Linked DNA regions of Homo sapiens: regions 2, 3 and 4 are each linked to region 1. Evidence: chromatin contacts called from ENCODE Hi-C or POLR2A ChIA-PET data. All regions are on one chromosome and are shown on one strand. Each heading gives the region's core, a stretch centred on a gene start or an enhancer-like site at or near the end of the contact. The rest is flanking DNA. Distances are from core to core; before and after follow the strand shown.

Region 1 (3,616 bases), core at 630-3,129:
TGGTGAGACCCCTTGTCTCTATAAAAAACACAAAAATTAGCCAGGTGTGGTGGCGCGCACCTGTGGTCCCAGCTACTCGGGAGGCTGAGGCAGGAGGATTGCTTGAACACAGGGGTAGAGGCTGCCATGTTCGTGCCACTGCACTCCAGCCTGGGTGACAGAGCATGACCCTGTCTCAAAAAACAATAAATAAAATAAAACAGGGATGAACTGGAGAAACTGTGAAGGTATAGGTGCTGTCTTGCTTAGGGGTGGGGATGATTTACGGAAGGCTAACACAAGGGCCTTGGTTAGTCTAAAGATAATCACGGCAACTAGGTGGTGGTACCAGGAACTAGTCCACCAAATCCCAACCTGCAGCCAAAAAGTCTCAACTCTCACCTATAAAGGGATCCTTCTAAATTCTCTAGATGTATGGAAATCTTTGACAGGTCTTCTGAAGCCTAGAGTCATCGTATAAACATAGATAAATAGTGTAGATATTGCATAGCTATAGATTGATATGTACATATACCATATACATTAGATATATGCTATATATTTACACTTCTTGGCCTTTCGGCTTTATTATCTATCTCCACAAAGTAGGACAAGACAAGCTTGTTTCCCATTTAAGTTTTTCTATCTGTACTGTTTTGCAAATCCACCAGAGAGTTGCAGGACACTCCTGCTACAGAAAGATTTCTGCCAGGCAGGCTCAGAGACCTGCTCTGTTACTGTTCTATTTAATAACACAAACACACAAATGGGGGCCTTTCTTCCCCATGACTTTCATGGCATGGCTGGGGGCAGAGCTGGGAGGTTTTCACGGCCCATATATCCTCAAACTGCTCCATTTCCCCCCGATCTCAGTTGCCACCCCACTAACTCCGGGGTGATCAGCTCCATACCACAATCATCTCCTGGTGATAGAGTTCCATGGATTTTAAAAGCTGTAAGAAAAACTGAGACAGATTCAGAAGAGATTCTAGTAACCCCAAACCAGCAATTACAAATATTTTTTAAGTATTTATATATACACATTTTTTTTTGAGACAGAGTCTCACTGTTGCCCAGGCTGGAGGGCAGTGGCACCATCTCGGCTCACTGCAACCTCCAACTCCCAGGTTCAAACCAATCTCCTGCCTCAGCCTCCGAGTAGCTGGGATTACAGGCACCTGCCACCACACTTGGCTGATTTTTGTAGTTTTAGTAGAGATGGGGTTTCACCATCTTGGCCAGGCTAGTTTTGAACTCCTGACCTCGTGATCCACCCACCTCAGCCTCCCATAGTGCTGGAATTACAGGCGTGAGCCACTGTGCCTGGCCTAATTTTTGTATTTTTAGTTAGAGACGGGGTTTCACTATGTTGGCCAGGCTGGTCTCGAACTTCTGACCTCAGGTGATCTGCCCGCCTTGGCCTCCCAAAGTGCTGGGATTAAAGGAGTGAGCCACCACACCCAGCCACAAGTTTTAGATACTTAAAATACTTTTAAGTATCTAAAATTAGCACCTCTCTTTAAACCTTTTACTCACCCTTTCCTGACCCTTTCCTTGTATCCCCCATTCCCTTTCGATTTCTTCACCATCCCTATTTGCCTCCTTTTCCTCACTATCTACCCACCAAGTCCTGCTCTGCTCCCATCCCACTTAAGATTTTCGTGTCTATTCTGTATCACCCTTAATGATCCACTGAGGCTGTGAGCTTCCTGTTTACCCACAAGCGTTCAGCGGATCCAGCCATCCTACCAAGGGTTAAAGATGCTGTAGTCCTACTGTGCTGCCTCCGACCCAGTTCCTTCCAAAACAAAGCAGGATGACAAGGTGACTCCACGAGAACTGCGTTTGACCTCTGTGTGGGTTTTCTGTTTCCAAGGCCACAGCAGGGTACTCTGAAAACTCTAAACCAGAAGGAAAGGAGACCTAGCCTTCAGAACTCTGTGTGTATGTGCTTACAGGCAAAAAAAAAAAAAAAAAAAAAAAAAGGAACCAATGAGGTTGTCAGAAGGGGATACTCTGCTGTAACTGGTGTTTACCACGACCCACCGGGTGCTGAGGAGGAAGTGGTTGCTATAACCCCAAGGGGGAAACGCTCGCTTGAAACAGGAAAATAGAACTCTTACAACTTTCCATTAGCAGCGTTCAAGAAGCCGGCCACACTGGGAAACACTTGCACAAGCACTCCCCAGAGTCCTGAGACGAGTGTCAAGACAGTCCAATCACGAAGCACAGATCAGGACACAGATACAGGTCCATGTTTTTTCCAGAACGTCTCAGCACTGGAAAAACTCTCATGATCACTTCCCTTACCTCCAGCAGGCTGAACTTGCAAGGAGCTGTGGGGAGGAGGAAGGAAGGGGAAAATGGCAGGATGACATATTGGAAAGAACGCTGGGCCCAGTGAGGGTCAGAAGACCTGGGCTTTAGTCCCAGTTCTGCGATTTACTAGTGGTGGAACTTTGGGCAAATTACCCAACCTTCCTGCTTCTCGATTTCTACTTCCTCTATAAAACAGGGATATTGTTTACTGCTCTGCTCACATCCTTGGGCTGCTGTGAGAATCCTATGGAATCCTTCATAGGATGAAACTCGTATGTGCTACGCAAATGCTTGTTATCAATGTAAGATTCGAGTCTGCATAAAGCCTTCTTGAGTCCCAGCCTCTTGCTCCTCAAACGCATCCTCTCGGCTACACTTCCACCTGTGCACTTCCTCAACCCACCTTACTTGTAATTCTGCCCACACTTCTGTAGAATTTCTGTAGAAGATCCCATAGTCTGGTCAGAGGAGTATAAGCAAGTCTAAATAACCAAAGTGGGGGGATCTCAACCAAATCATTTGACTCTGGGCTCTGTGCTCCCACATTCTCTCCTCTCCAGAGGTGAAGACTTCATCCTCAATGGCTAATTTGCCTGCTTGGAGGCTCAGATTGGCCCGTGTTCTGAGTCATATTTTCCATTTAGTAAAATGAACATCTGGCTGCTGTATGATGCCTTTTGTGTACCATCACCTAAGCCACAATTACCTGCAAGGTAATTCATACCACTACAGCACGGTGCAAAAACAGGGTTGGTTTGGGATGGTGAAAGTCAGCCATCTTAGTGTCAATCTTGCATGCAAATTCTAATGAAGAAAAGCCACTACCAGCAGGTCCACACACACTCACAAAGAACTCATAAATTATTTTAATCCAAGCGTTCAAAGGGATCCTGGGTCCCAGGAACCATCCTGCTGTTTCATCTCAGTGAGAGGCAAGATGGTTAAGGAAAAACAGCTCTAGTTTCCTCCATCCCCCCAATTCCCCTACCGGTGTGACCTTGACTAGGCCACCCAACCTTCTAAAAACCTTGGCTTCCTCATCTGCAAAATAGGGATAATAACAAGACATGCCCTTCCCGGCTCCCAGGGTTATTATGGCAACCAAGTGAGAAAACAGATGTGAAAGTGCTTTGCAAACCACAAAACACCGTCCAAGTGTGAGGTATTGTTATCTAGCAAAAGTGCCTTGAGAATAACACAGAAATCTGGAAGTATTTTAATTCGTTAATGGACTTATACCACACCTTGACTTAAAAAGGACGTAGGGTAACTGCCTGGAGGAATTCTGAAATAATTTCTAAATAAGTTTATCCAAGCA
Region 2 (3,616 bases), core at 646-3,145, 4.3 Mb after region 1:
TTTACCCAACATGCACCATATGCAAGTAAATACTTCAGATGTGGTTTGCCTACCTACAACCACTTAATGGTTAGGACAAAGGCTTTGTCTGGAGCCCGACTTCATGGGTTCCTCCTTTGGCAGCTGTGGGATCTCAAGAAGATGACAATTTCACTATGTTTCAGTTTGTTCATCTGAGAAAATGAGCCACCATCTAATGAGGTGGTTATTGTTTTTCTGATAGACTAATATACTAGGCTCATAGACCTAAAGCACTTATAACAGCACCTGGCATACAGCAAGCACTCAATATATGTCGGCTACTTCTCATTTCCCTCACAGCACCCTCGTGAGGAAAATAAAACCCCACAATTAGGTGAACAGTGTTTTCCACTTACAGAGGAGGCATTTTACAAAGACAGGTAATTCACTTGCTCAGAGATACAGAAAGTGACAGAGGTAAGTAAATGCCATTCTTTCTCCACCGTGCAAGGCTGGCCGTGTTACTTACGCCGTTACCAGCTAAGGCCTACCGCAAAATAAAAAAGTCACAAACCTCTCAGTGAGTGACACTTCCTCAAGGAAGTCAGACTGTACTAAAAGGAAATCAGATTGTGCTAATCTTGACGTCTCATCTCAACTAAAAAAAAAAGGTATTGTTTTCCCAGGTACACAATGCCGAAGAAAACCACTGCCAAGTCTTAAAAGCAACCATCTCCCAGTGGGTTCGGTAGACCCCGGTCCTTCCCAAAGCAAGCCATAAGGGAACTCACATAGAGAAGGGGGAAAGAGAAAGGGAGGAGATTGATGGGTAAAAAGACCCACGACAGAACTTCAAAACAAAAAAATGTACACACGTATTTTGTCCCAGAGGCATCTGCTATGATTTATTAAACTGAAGCCAATAGCGCCCATTCTTAATGAATGAGCTGGCGTAGCTCCAATACACACACGGCACTGACACACAGGCTCAAGGCCTGCAGGGGCCTTTTTTCCCTCTGGGAGACACCTGACAGATCGCAGGTTGATCTTAAACAACTGGAAGCAAGATGTCAACGAGCAGATAAGATGGGCTTGCTCTTTTTTTCCATTCCAGGGATCCAATTTTTAGGAACTGTTGTATACGAGACATTAACCCGGGAGGTCAGGAAGCCTGATTTCCAGGCCTAAGATGTGCCAGGCGTCTCCCTCCGGGGGCGGGCTCCGCAAGCCGCCGGGCTGGTTGCTCGTCCGCCCGCCCCTCCCTCGCCCCTTCGGCATCCTCGGGAGGCCGGCGGCGGGAACAGGGCTGCCCCGGGCCACCTGCCATCTCCTCCGCCACCCTTCCAACAGTTGCTTCAGACTCAGGAGAGAGGCCGCCCTGGCCCCAGGAGCATGCTGTCAGCTCATTTCTCGACTCGCCGCCCTGCCCAAAGGCGGCTGCAGGAGGGCGCGCGGCGGCGTGGGTGGCAGCGGCGGGAAGCTGCCCGCCAGGACCCCTGGCCGAGCCGGCTCCCGCGGATCGCGCGCCGCAGCCGGAGGCGTGAGGCCCGGGCGACCCGTACCCCGGCCCGGGACCCCAGCCCCGCTGCCCCGCCGCCCCGGCCGACTCGGACGCCCGCCGCCGCCCACTCACCGCCGCACTCGGCAGAGTACTGGTCCCCCCAGTCCCCGGACTGCGGGCTGCAGCCGCCGCCGCCCGCCGGGGCCTCCTGCTGCTGCCGGTGCTGCAGCTCCTGCTTGAGCAGGGAGAGCGGCGAGTAGTGCTCGGTGGCCAGGGCGCCTGGCCGCAGCCCGGCGGACAGGACCCCCAGCAGCAGCAGCAGCAGGACACGCCGGGCGGCGCCCGCGGCGGCCACAGCGCCGCCCCAGAAGCAGCAGCAGCAGCAGCAGCCGGCAGGTGCCATCTTCCCTCAAGGCGCATGCGCGACAGCCCTTGCCCGGCTCTCAGGCCTCCCCGCCTCTAACCTACGGCGGGCAGGTGGACCGTGGCAAGGGGGCGGGACAAGGGGAGAAGCATTGTGTGCTGGGAATGGTAGTCCCAGCTCGGCCAGCCCGGGGCCGCCTTGCCGGTGCCGGGACTACGAATCCCAATAAGCCCGCGCGGCGCAAGTCTTCCGGTCTGGCGTCTGACGTCTTACCCTCCACAGAATCGGAAGTTCTGGACTGCAGTTGAGTGGAAATGGGCAACGGCGGGCGGAGCGGCCTGCAGCAGGGGAAGGGGAACGTGGATGGGGTGGCAGCGACTCCTACTGCTGCCTCGGCCTCCTGCCAGTACAGGTGCATCGAATGCAACCAGGAGGCCAAAGAGTTGTACCGAGACTATAACCACGGTGTGCTGAAGATAACCATCTGTGTGAGTTGTCAGGTGTGGGGTGCCCTTGAGAAGAAAATGGCGCGGCGGGATTTGGGGACCGCGAGGAGCAGGGTCCTCTGATACAGTCTTTAGTTCGGTAGTTGACATTCCCGCCCGGGATCTTTGCATGAATATCTGTACTGATAGAGAACTCAGCTACCCGACAGCGCTTTTCTCATACTGGGGCATATTTGGGTGATATGACCTAAGCCGGCGAACGGACCGGACCGACAGACAGAGGTAGATGTGGGCATTTTGCAGAGAAATTTAAAGATCAATTAGGTTGACATTTTGGTTCATGCCAAAGCTACTTCCTTCTAGCTCTTCTCCCTTTGACAGAGAGATGGTACCATCCTTACCCTCCACAACCCATGTTGAATTCACCTACGATGCTTTTTAAAGGTTTCATCAATTGTCGTTATTGGATGTCTACGGTGTACAAAGCACTATGCTAGACGTTGGTGGTACAAAACCCAAAAGTGAGGAAGTAAAAATTCTCATTTCAAGGTGTTCGTAGAATACCTTGAACTTTCTGATGATTTTCCATCTCAGAGTTAAGGCCCGAATCCCTGAACTGGCTTATAAGGCCCTATGGAGTCTCCTGCTACTCTTTCCCTTCTTTATTTTACGGCAGAGAGAATAATCTTATGTTTAAAGAGTCTACAAAGTTGGAGGTTCTTTGGGGGTATTAATTAGCAAAGAACCTGTCACAGAATAGACAGTACATTTTTGTCCCATTTCAGATCTTGTGATTTTCTAATCTCTTTAGTAAATTATGGTCTGTAGTAATATACAAGAGAATTGACAAACTGAGTGTATACCTGTATAATCTGCCAACCACATAACGTTCTGATGCATACAACCTCAATTTCCTGTTCCTCTCTCAAGTACTTTCCCTCTTTTGTCAAAATGTCAACCCTTGTTAAATCCAACATATTGCCTGGTCTTGTCCCTGTACCCATGCAGCAGTACGTTGCTGGGGAAAAACAAATTTGTGACGATTAACCTCATATAGGCCTTTCATGATTTCTGGCAATCTTATTTCGGTTTTTTTTTTCTTTCTTTCTTTCTTTTTGAGATAGAGTTTCCCTCTGTCACCCAGGCTGGAGTGCAGTGGGGCACTCTCAGCTCACTAAAACCTCTGCCTCCCAAGTTCAAGCAATTCTCCTGCCTCAGCCTCCCAAGTAGCTGGGATTACAGGCCTGCACCACCACGCCGGGCTAATTTTTGTATTTTTAGTAGAGACCAGGTTTCACCATGTTGACCAGGCTGGTCTTGAACTGACCTCAAATGATCCACCCA
Region 3 (3,616 bases), core at 831-3,330, 3.4 Mb after region 1:
AATGTTACCTGCGTGCATCATAAAATGCTGTGAAAGGGGTCACAGGTATTGCCCAGGCTTGGGCAGACTCATTCATAGGGCTCACTGGCTTGCATGAGAAGGGATGCTGGGCACGGTAAACACAGAAGGAGAAGGCAGGCTCTGCTGCCAGGAGCTTGCACCCTGAGCCACGTGGAACTGGTTTGCCTGTGAAGCAATAGGCACAGTCCTGAAAGAGCACAGTCCTGAAAGAGCACTTCTAATTGGGCATACAAGCAAGCTCATAATAAAGTTCTCCTAGGAAGTTTTCCTCATGTTTTGAAGATGATACACTTAGTCCCTGACTGGGGATGGTTTCGCTTACACTTTTTCAACTTTACGATGGTGTGAAAGTGATACACGTTCAGTACGTTCCTCAATTAACAATGAAGCTATGTCCCGATAAACCCATCATAAGTTGAAAATATCCTAAGTCCATAATGCACTTCTGATATAATGGTATTTTCAACTTACAGTGGCTTTACCAAGATGTGGCGCATTGTAAGTCGAGGAGCATCCATCCCTGATGGGATATATAAGGATGAGATTTATGCACAGATGTTCCTCAGCTTATGATGGGATCATGTCCCAGTAAAGACACTGTAAGTTGGAAACATCTGAAGTCGAAAATGCATTTGATATACCTAAGCTATCAAGCATCATAGCTTAGCCTCACCTGCCTTCATTGTGCTCAGAGCACTTAAACGTTAGCCTGCAATTGGGCAAGTCATATCCAAACAATGCTGACAGCACCGCACACTGTAGGGTATCAGTTGTTTAACTTCGTGACCGTGTGGCTGACTGAGAGCTGTGAATCACTGACATTGCCCGGCATTGTCAGAGACTATCCGACCGCATATCGCTAGCCCAGGATAAGAGCAGAATTCCAGATTTGAAGTACAGTTTCTACTGAAGGCATATTGCTTTCGCACCATCGTGAAGTCAGAATTGTTAAGTCGAGCCATGGTAAGTTGGAGACCATCTGAATAACAGGATGAGATGTAGAGCAGGATATATATGTTAGAAACAAAGTTTCGCGAACAGTGCAAACGTTTTCTAGATGGACTATCCTACTCTTCTCTATCTCATTAAACACTTTGCTGGCAGCAACTCACTGAGTTGAATTCCCGCTCCACCAGTAGCCTCCCCTGGGCGTTGGAAGGCTCTGCCCTCTGATGGGGGTCTCCCTGGGAGCTGCGGCTGCGGACCCCCGTAGATGGGATGCAGCTGCCCAGTGTGGTCCTTGCCTTTGCAGGTGAGCGGGTGCAGGGAGGTGCGGGGTGGGGTGGCGGCTGCAGCAGTGGTGGTTGGGGGCCCTGCAGGCTCCCTCGGGGTGTAGCAGGGACATGGTGTGGTGGTTAACAGGAGTAGGCCACTCATGTGGGACGTCAGGACTAGTGCCACAAAGGCAGCCCTGTCACACGAACAGGTTCTTGGGGGACAGAGGTCTGTCTGGGACTGGCTAATGACCTGGAAAGACTGGAGAGGCACCATTGTCCACCACCAGATGTATGGCTGCAGGGTAGGAGTAGACTTAAGAAGGAACACTGTTGGCTGGGCGCAGTGGCTCACGCATGTAATCCCAGCACTTCGGGAGGCCGAGGCAGGTGGATCACCTGAGGTCAGAAGTTCAAGAACAGCCTGGTCAACATGGTGAAACCCCATCTCTACTAAATATACAAAAATTAGCTGGGCGTGGTGGCAGGTGCCTGTAATCCCAGCTACTCTGGAGGCTGAGGCAGAAGAATCACTTGAACCTGGGAGGCGGAGGTCGCAGTGAGTTGAGAGATCACGCCATTGCCCTCCAGCCTGGGCAACAAGAGCGAAACTTCGTCTCCAAAAAAAAAAAAAAGAAGGAACACTGTTAGGGAGGCAGTCAGTGAGCCTCAAGTCAGAAAGACAAACAAGCTCATTTTATGCATTTGCTAACATTTGACCTCTTCTGGGACGCGTAGGTCTCTCAAGTTCTGTTTCTGTTTCCTGTCACGCAGATCAGAGATGTGAAACAGACCTGGTGTACACCCGTCTGGGGTAGCACTGGGAGCCACGGCGTCCTGGCAGAGCAGGTGTGCCTCCCACAGGCTGATGCAGCCGTTCTCTGTGCAGAGGCTGAGCCATCCTAGGAGCAGCTGTGGGGTGAAAGTGTCCTTCCTTAAACTTAGTGCTCCTGCTCATTCTCTCAGTATGGCTAATAGCTCATTTAAATATACTATGGTGGTTTTTAATTTTTGTGACTCATTCCCTCCCCTCCTCACCTGTGTTTTTCCTGTGTGTCAGGGACATTTTAGGGGGACCAAAAGGATCTCTGTCTCTGCTCTGTGCTTGCTCTGAGGTTGAATAGAGAATGTTCAGGGCTGTTCTTATTTGAGTCACTGGAGCTGTTGTGAGCTCTGACGGCCTGGGAGCCCCACTACTGTCACATGAGGACAGGGCGTGGGGTGGCTCAAGCATGGCCGCTTGGGGTTGGGTCCTAGTGCTGTCATGTTGGAGGTGTCTGACCTTTGCACTAAGTTTCCCCACTTACACTAAATGGGGATAATCAAAGCTTTGTGTGGGGATTAAGTGAGTTAATGTAACCAGAACACTTAGAATGGTGTGCTGCATACAGTGATAATGCAGAACTACTCACTGCTGCTGGAGTGCGCTGTTATATTCTTTATTAGGTCCTCAGACTTTTTCTATGCCTAAGCCTTGAGGGTCTCTCTCAGCTGTGCTTTTCTGTTTTTTTTTTTTTTGTCTTCAATAGATTTTTCTAGGGTCTTTTCTGGTAAAAAGAGACTGGGAATGCAAATACATTGAGCATGAGTTGAGAGGAGTTTGGACATCAGCCTGACCGTGGAAAACTGGGGAGGCGTGGAGTATATAGTTTCCTCTGGGTGGGTTACTGACAGACCATGGGAGTTCTGGGGAAAATGTATGCTCTTCTCTTTAAGTACAAGCCACCATTGCCAGGCAGAAGCTGATAAAGTAATTAGAATTGTTGTTCATACCTGACTTGCAGGAATGTGTGTGCGTGTGTCTGCATGCGTGTGTACGTATATATACTGTGCATGCATATTTGTGTGTGTGTACATACATATGTACACACTGCATGTGTCTGCATTTATGTACATATGGGCATGTGGCATGGGCATATGGCACATGCGTATCTGTGCATGCACACATGTACACAGCACACATGCACACATGCAGTGCATAGTATGCCTGCATGTACATGTGCGTACCATGCATGCATGTACCTACACGTGTGCATACTAATTTGTGCACACGTGCACACTGCAATGTGTACTTACATGCAAGCCTACGATATGTGTTTGCAGGCACATACATGTTCACACACTGCCCATGCACATTTGCATACACATGTGTGCATGGAACATATGCAGTACAACACAAGTGTGTTTGCATACATGTACAAACACACATGTGTATTTACCTACATTTCAAGGTGAACCCTCCCCAGAAGGCTCTGCTCAATGAGACTCTGAAAGTGTTCAAAAGCATGGTCTGAGAAAGCATCCCTCCTTCAGGGCATGTACCCAAGTAGTCTTTCTCTTGCTGGCTGAAATCATCAGGGATTGTTTCCAAGTTTTAACTT
Region 4 (3,616 bases), core at 515-3,014, 3.4 Mb after region 1:
TCTAGTTTTTTTTTTTTTTTCTTTGAGACAGAGTCTTGCTCTGTCACCCAGGCTGGAGTGCAGTGGCGCTATCTCGGCTCAGTGCAAGCTCCGCTACCCAGGTTCACCCCATTCTCCTGCCTCAGCCTCCCAAGTGGCTGGGACTATAGGGGCCTGCCACCATGCCTGGCTAATTTTTCATAGTTTTAGTACAGACGGGGTTTCATTGTGTTGGCCAGGCTGGTCTTGATCTCCTGACCTCATGATCCACCTGCCTCAGCCTTCCAAAGTGCTGGGATTACAGGTGTGAGCCACCGCGCCCGGCCACTTCTGTCTAGTTTTAAAACATTTTCATCCAAATGGAAACCCTATGCCCATTAAGCAGTTGTTCCCCATTTCCTCATCTCCCCAGTCCCTGGCAACCACTAGTGTACTTTCTGCGTCTGTGGATTTATCCATTCTAGATATTTCGTATAAATTGACTCAAGCACTGTGTGTCCTTTAGTGTCTGAGTTCTTCCACTTGCCATAGTTTTTGAGGTTCATTCAGGTAGTGGCATGTATCAACTTTCCCCCCCGACAGTTTTTATTATGGTAAAATACATATAACAAAACTGACCATTTTAACCATTTCTTTCTTTCTTTTTTTTTTTTTTTGAGATGGAGTCGCTCTGTGGCCCAGGATGGAGTGCAATGGTGTGATCTCGCCTCACAGCAACCTCCGCCTCCCGGGTTCAAGCGATTCTTCTGCCTTAGCCTCCTGAGTAGCTGGGACTACAGGTGCACACCACCATGCCCGGCTGTTTTTTGCGTGTGTGTGTGTGTGTTTTTAGTGGAGATGGGGTTTCGCCATGTTGGCCAGGCTGGTCTTGACCTCAAGTGATGTGCCCACCTCGGCCTCCCAAAGTGCTGGGATTACAGGTGTGAGCCGCAGTGCCCATAACCATTTCTAAGTGAACAGTTCAGTGACATTGTGTTCACATTGTTACCACCATCCGTCTTTAGAACTCTTTTCATCTAGCAAAACTGATACTCTGTACCCAAAAAACAGTAACTCTCCATTCTCCCTCCCTGCAGCCACTGGCGGCCAGGGTTCTACCTTCTGTCTCTGTGAATTTGACTCTTCTAGGTAGCTCATGTAAGTGGAGTCATTCAGTATTTATCCTTTTGAATTGGCTTATTTCACTTAGCATAATACCTACAAGGTTTATCCATGTAGCATGTGACAGGATTTCCTTTCTTTTTAAAGCTGGGTAATAGTTCATTCTATGGACATACAACGTTGTGTTTATACATTACGCTGCTAACACGTGCAACACATTTGCTATTCATCCTACTGTGAACACAGGTGTGCACATTTCCCTTCGAGACCCTGCTTTTCATTCTTTTGGGAGTACACCTGGTGGAACTGCTGGATCATATGGGAGTTCTGTTTTTTAATATACTGAGGAACCTCCATACTGCTTTCCACAGTGACTACACCAATTTTACATTCCCACCAACTGTACACAAGGGTTCCAGTTTCTCCACATCCTCACCAATACTTGTTATTTTCTGTTGTTTGATAGTAGCCATCCTAATGGATATGAAGTGGTATCTTGTGATTTTGATTATCATCTTTTTTTTGGATGAGGGAAAGTTTGACCCCATATGTGGGTGTCTGTCACCAAGATAGAATGAATGTAATTTCCAAGGAAAAATAATCCCAGGCAACCTCTTCTGGATTATGTCCCAACTGATTGGAAATGCTGGGAACTTTCTGTGGTTGAAGGACCTTGACATTTGTTGTCAAACTGCCTGTGAGTCACTTATCTTCTGGGGGAAAATAAACATAACCGTGTCTTCCAGTCTGAAGTGGGGTGGGTGGGTGATATGAAGCATTGCACACAGCAGAGCCTGCTGCCCCTCCACAGCCTCTGCAAATGCCGTGTGAAGGTGGTGGACCTGCTACCAGAACTGGTGTCCTGCTGTCTCTGTAGTTAACTCTTAGGAGAAATAACGGTTGTGTGTGTGGAGGTGAAGAATGGGAAGGGAAGGAGGGGTGGGGAGGGCTGGTGCTTCTGAGGTTCCCAAAGTTCCTGGACTCGAATTTTCTGTTGGCAAATAAGCTGGTCAGAACTTAGGAATGTGGTAAGTTGATCCAGGAAGAAGTTGAAGGTTTCTATCTGTGTTTTTCTGTGCGGTTGTGTATGTGTAACACGTTTGCAGAAATAGTTGAAGCTTATTATTTTCTTCAAAAGATCTTATTTTCTAGTGTGTAAATCACAGGTAATTAAATATGAGTTAAAGTAAGAGAGAGACCCTTGGGCTATCTCAGACTTAGCTTTGAGAGAGAGAATGATCATGGGTCTAAGGCATCACTCTTGGTTTTATAGGTTTGGAAACTCAATGTTATTAGTTCCATCTAGGAGTTATCAATGGGGGATTGGGGTTTACATGCATCAGAATTGTAAGATACTGCTAAGAATGACAGTTCATTAATTGATGAGAACTGTGCCTCGCTGAGAAAGCCAGCACTCCTGGGGTGTGTGTACTCCGCAGACCTTTTCTTTTGTTTGTTTCTTTCTTTCTTTTTTTTTTTGAGACGGAATCTCTGTTGCCCAGGCTGGAGTACAGTGGCACGATCTCAGCTCACTGCAGCCTCCGCCTCCTGGGTTCAATCTATTCTCCTGCCTCAGCCTCCCAAGTAGCTGGGATTACAGGTGTGTGTCACCACATACTAATTTTTTGTATTTTTTTTTTTTTTAGTAGAGACAGGGTTTCACCGTGTTGGCCAGGATGGTCTTGATCTCCTGACCTTGTGATACGGCCACCTTGGCCTCCCAAAGTGCTGGGATTACAGGTGTGAGCCATTGTGCCCGGTCCTCAGCAAACCTTTTCTATCGGCCTATTTCTATCTATTTTCTATCGGCCACCTTTTCTATTGGCCTATTTCCATCTGTCTGAGGAATCTTGATGCATCGGCCTTCTCGTTCTGGGGATCTTTCTGTGTATAGAATCAATACCCTCTCCTTAGGGTAGTGATGGAGATTGATTTTTCAAAAATCCCAACATGTAATTTATGAAATTATTGTTTCAGCTCCAGACTCTGTGCTCTGTTCTGCAGTGTTGGAGCTAGGACCGCACATCCCAGCTGCTTTGCCAGTGGCTTCCGGGCCACCTCCATCAGCAGGAGGCGGTAGAAGCACCAGCAAGATGGGGCTTTGGTCCTTCCTGTTGGCTTCCTGTTGCCCCAGCTGTAGCTGTTGAATTCAGTCTTCAGTTATCCCAGCACTGGCCAGCCAGCCTCATCGTCCACACTCCCTGCAGATCCCACCACTCCTCCAAGGAAGTCTCTACCTCAGGGCCCTTTGGCTACGCTTCTAAGGTTAAGTCTAACCGGTTCCCTCAGGCCTAGGGGTGGTGGCTGCTTCCTGTCGTTGCTACTTCCCTGATATCTAGAATTTTCCTTTTTCTACCCAGTTACCTGGTTACTGACTTTCTACCCAGTTAACAATTTATATTAAAGCCCTTCTGTTCAAAAAGCTTATGTAGTTTCTGCGTTCTAATTGGATCCTGACTAATACATCTGACTTTCAACATTCTTTAGTAATCAGTCAGCAAAATGATTTCATGAGATAGACGTATTATATTTAATT

What was found. A loop is a pair of places that touch in the nucleus more often than their neighbours do. ChIA-PET counts read pairs that join two places held with the same protein, here RNA polymerase II (POLR2A). Pooled maps may share reads with other maps.
Region 2: a pooled map shows a loop between it and region 1 (6-fold over the local background). The contact joins the promoter of TTC13 here to the promoter of ITPKB-IT1 in region 1. A Hi-C loop is called at or near these places in 2 of 37 single-sample maps with no recorded cell type and 7 of 50 pooled maps.
Region 3: a map with no recorded cell type shows a loop between it and region 1 (6-fold over the local background). The contact joins the enhancer-like site here to the promoter of ITPKB-IT1 in region 1. A Hi-C loop is called at or near these places in 1 of 37 single-sample maps with no recorded cell type and 3 of 50 pooled maps. POLR2A ChIA-PET finds 5 or more read pairs at or near these places in 1 of 52 experiments (B cell).
Region 4: a loop to region 1 is called in a map of aorta, with 14 times the contacts of the local background. The contact joins the enhancer-like site here to the promoter of ITPKB-IT1 in region 1. A Hi-C loop is called at or near these places in 1 of 168 maps with a recorded cell type or tissue (aorta) and 1 of 37 single-sample maps with no recorded cell type.

Annotation. Positions count from the first base shown.
Region 1 is chr1:226,673,189-226,676,804 of GRCh38, forward strand. ITPKB-IT1 (ITPKB intronic transcript 1) reads right to left here and starts at 1,880. Exons shown (of 2, transcript NR_103784.1): 1 at 1,729-1,880. The region is part of intron 2 of ITPKB (inositol-trisphosphate 3-kinase B); the gene reads right to left. RefSeq lists a silencer at 2,862-3,011.
Region 2 is chr1:230,976,966-230,980,581 of GRCh38, forward strand. TTC13 (tetratricopeptide repeat domain 13) reads right to left here and starts at 1,896. Exons shown (of 23, transcript NM_024525.5): 1 at 1,595-1,896. The coding sequence starts at 1,865. ARV1 (ARV1 fatty acid homeostasis modulator) reads left to right here and starts at 2,129. Exons shown (of 6, transcript NM_022786.3): 1 at 2,129-2,314. The coding sequence starts at 2,141. RefSeq lists silencers at 1,211-1,500, 1,521-1,780 and an enhancer at 2,061-2,360.
Region 3 is chr1:230,107,976-230,111,591 of GRCh38, forward strand. The region is part of intron 1 of GALNT2 (polypeptide N-acetylgalactosaminyltransferase 2); the gene reads left to right. Among named protein-coding and RNA genes, the nearest start is that of GALNT2, 43 kb to the left of the region's middle. RefSeq lists enhancers at 1,833-1,892, 2,523-2,582, 2,593-2,672. Within about 2 kb of position 2,081, at least 6 of the 41 ENCODE cell types and tissues checked have a DNase peak (open chromatin) inside an H3K27ac peak, as active enhancers do; they include B cell, where a contact is called at or near this core.
Region 4 is chr1:230,088,532-230,092,147 of GRCh38, forward strand. The region is part of intron 1 of GALNT2 (polypeptide N-acetylgalactosaminyltransferase 2); the gene reads left to right. Among named protein-coding and RNA genes, the nearest start is that of GALNT2, 23 kb to the left of the region's middle. Within about 2 kb of position 1,765, at least 3 of the 41 ENCODE cell types and tissues checked have a DNase peak (open chromatin) inside an H3K27ac peak, as active enhancers do.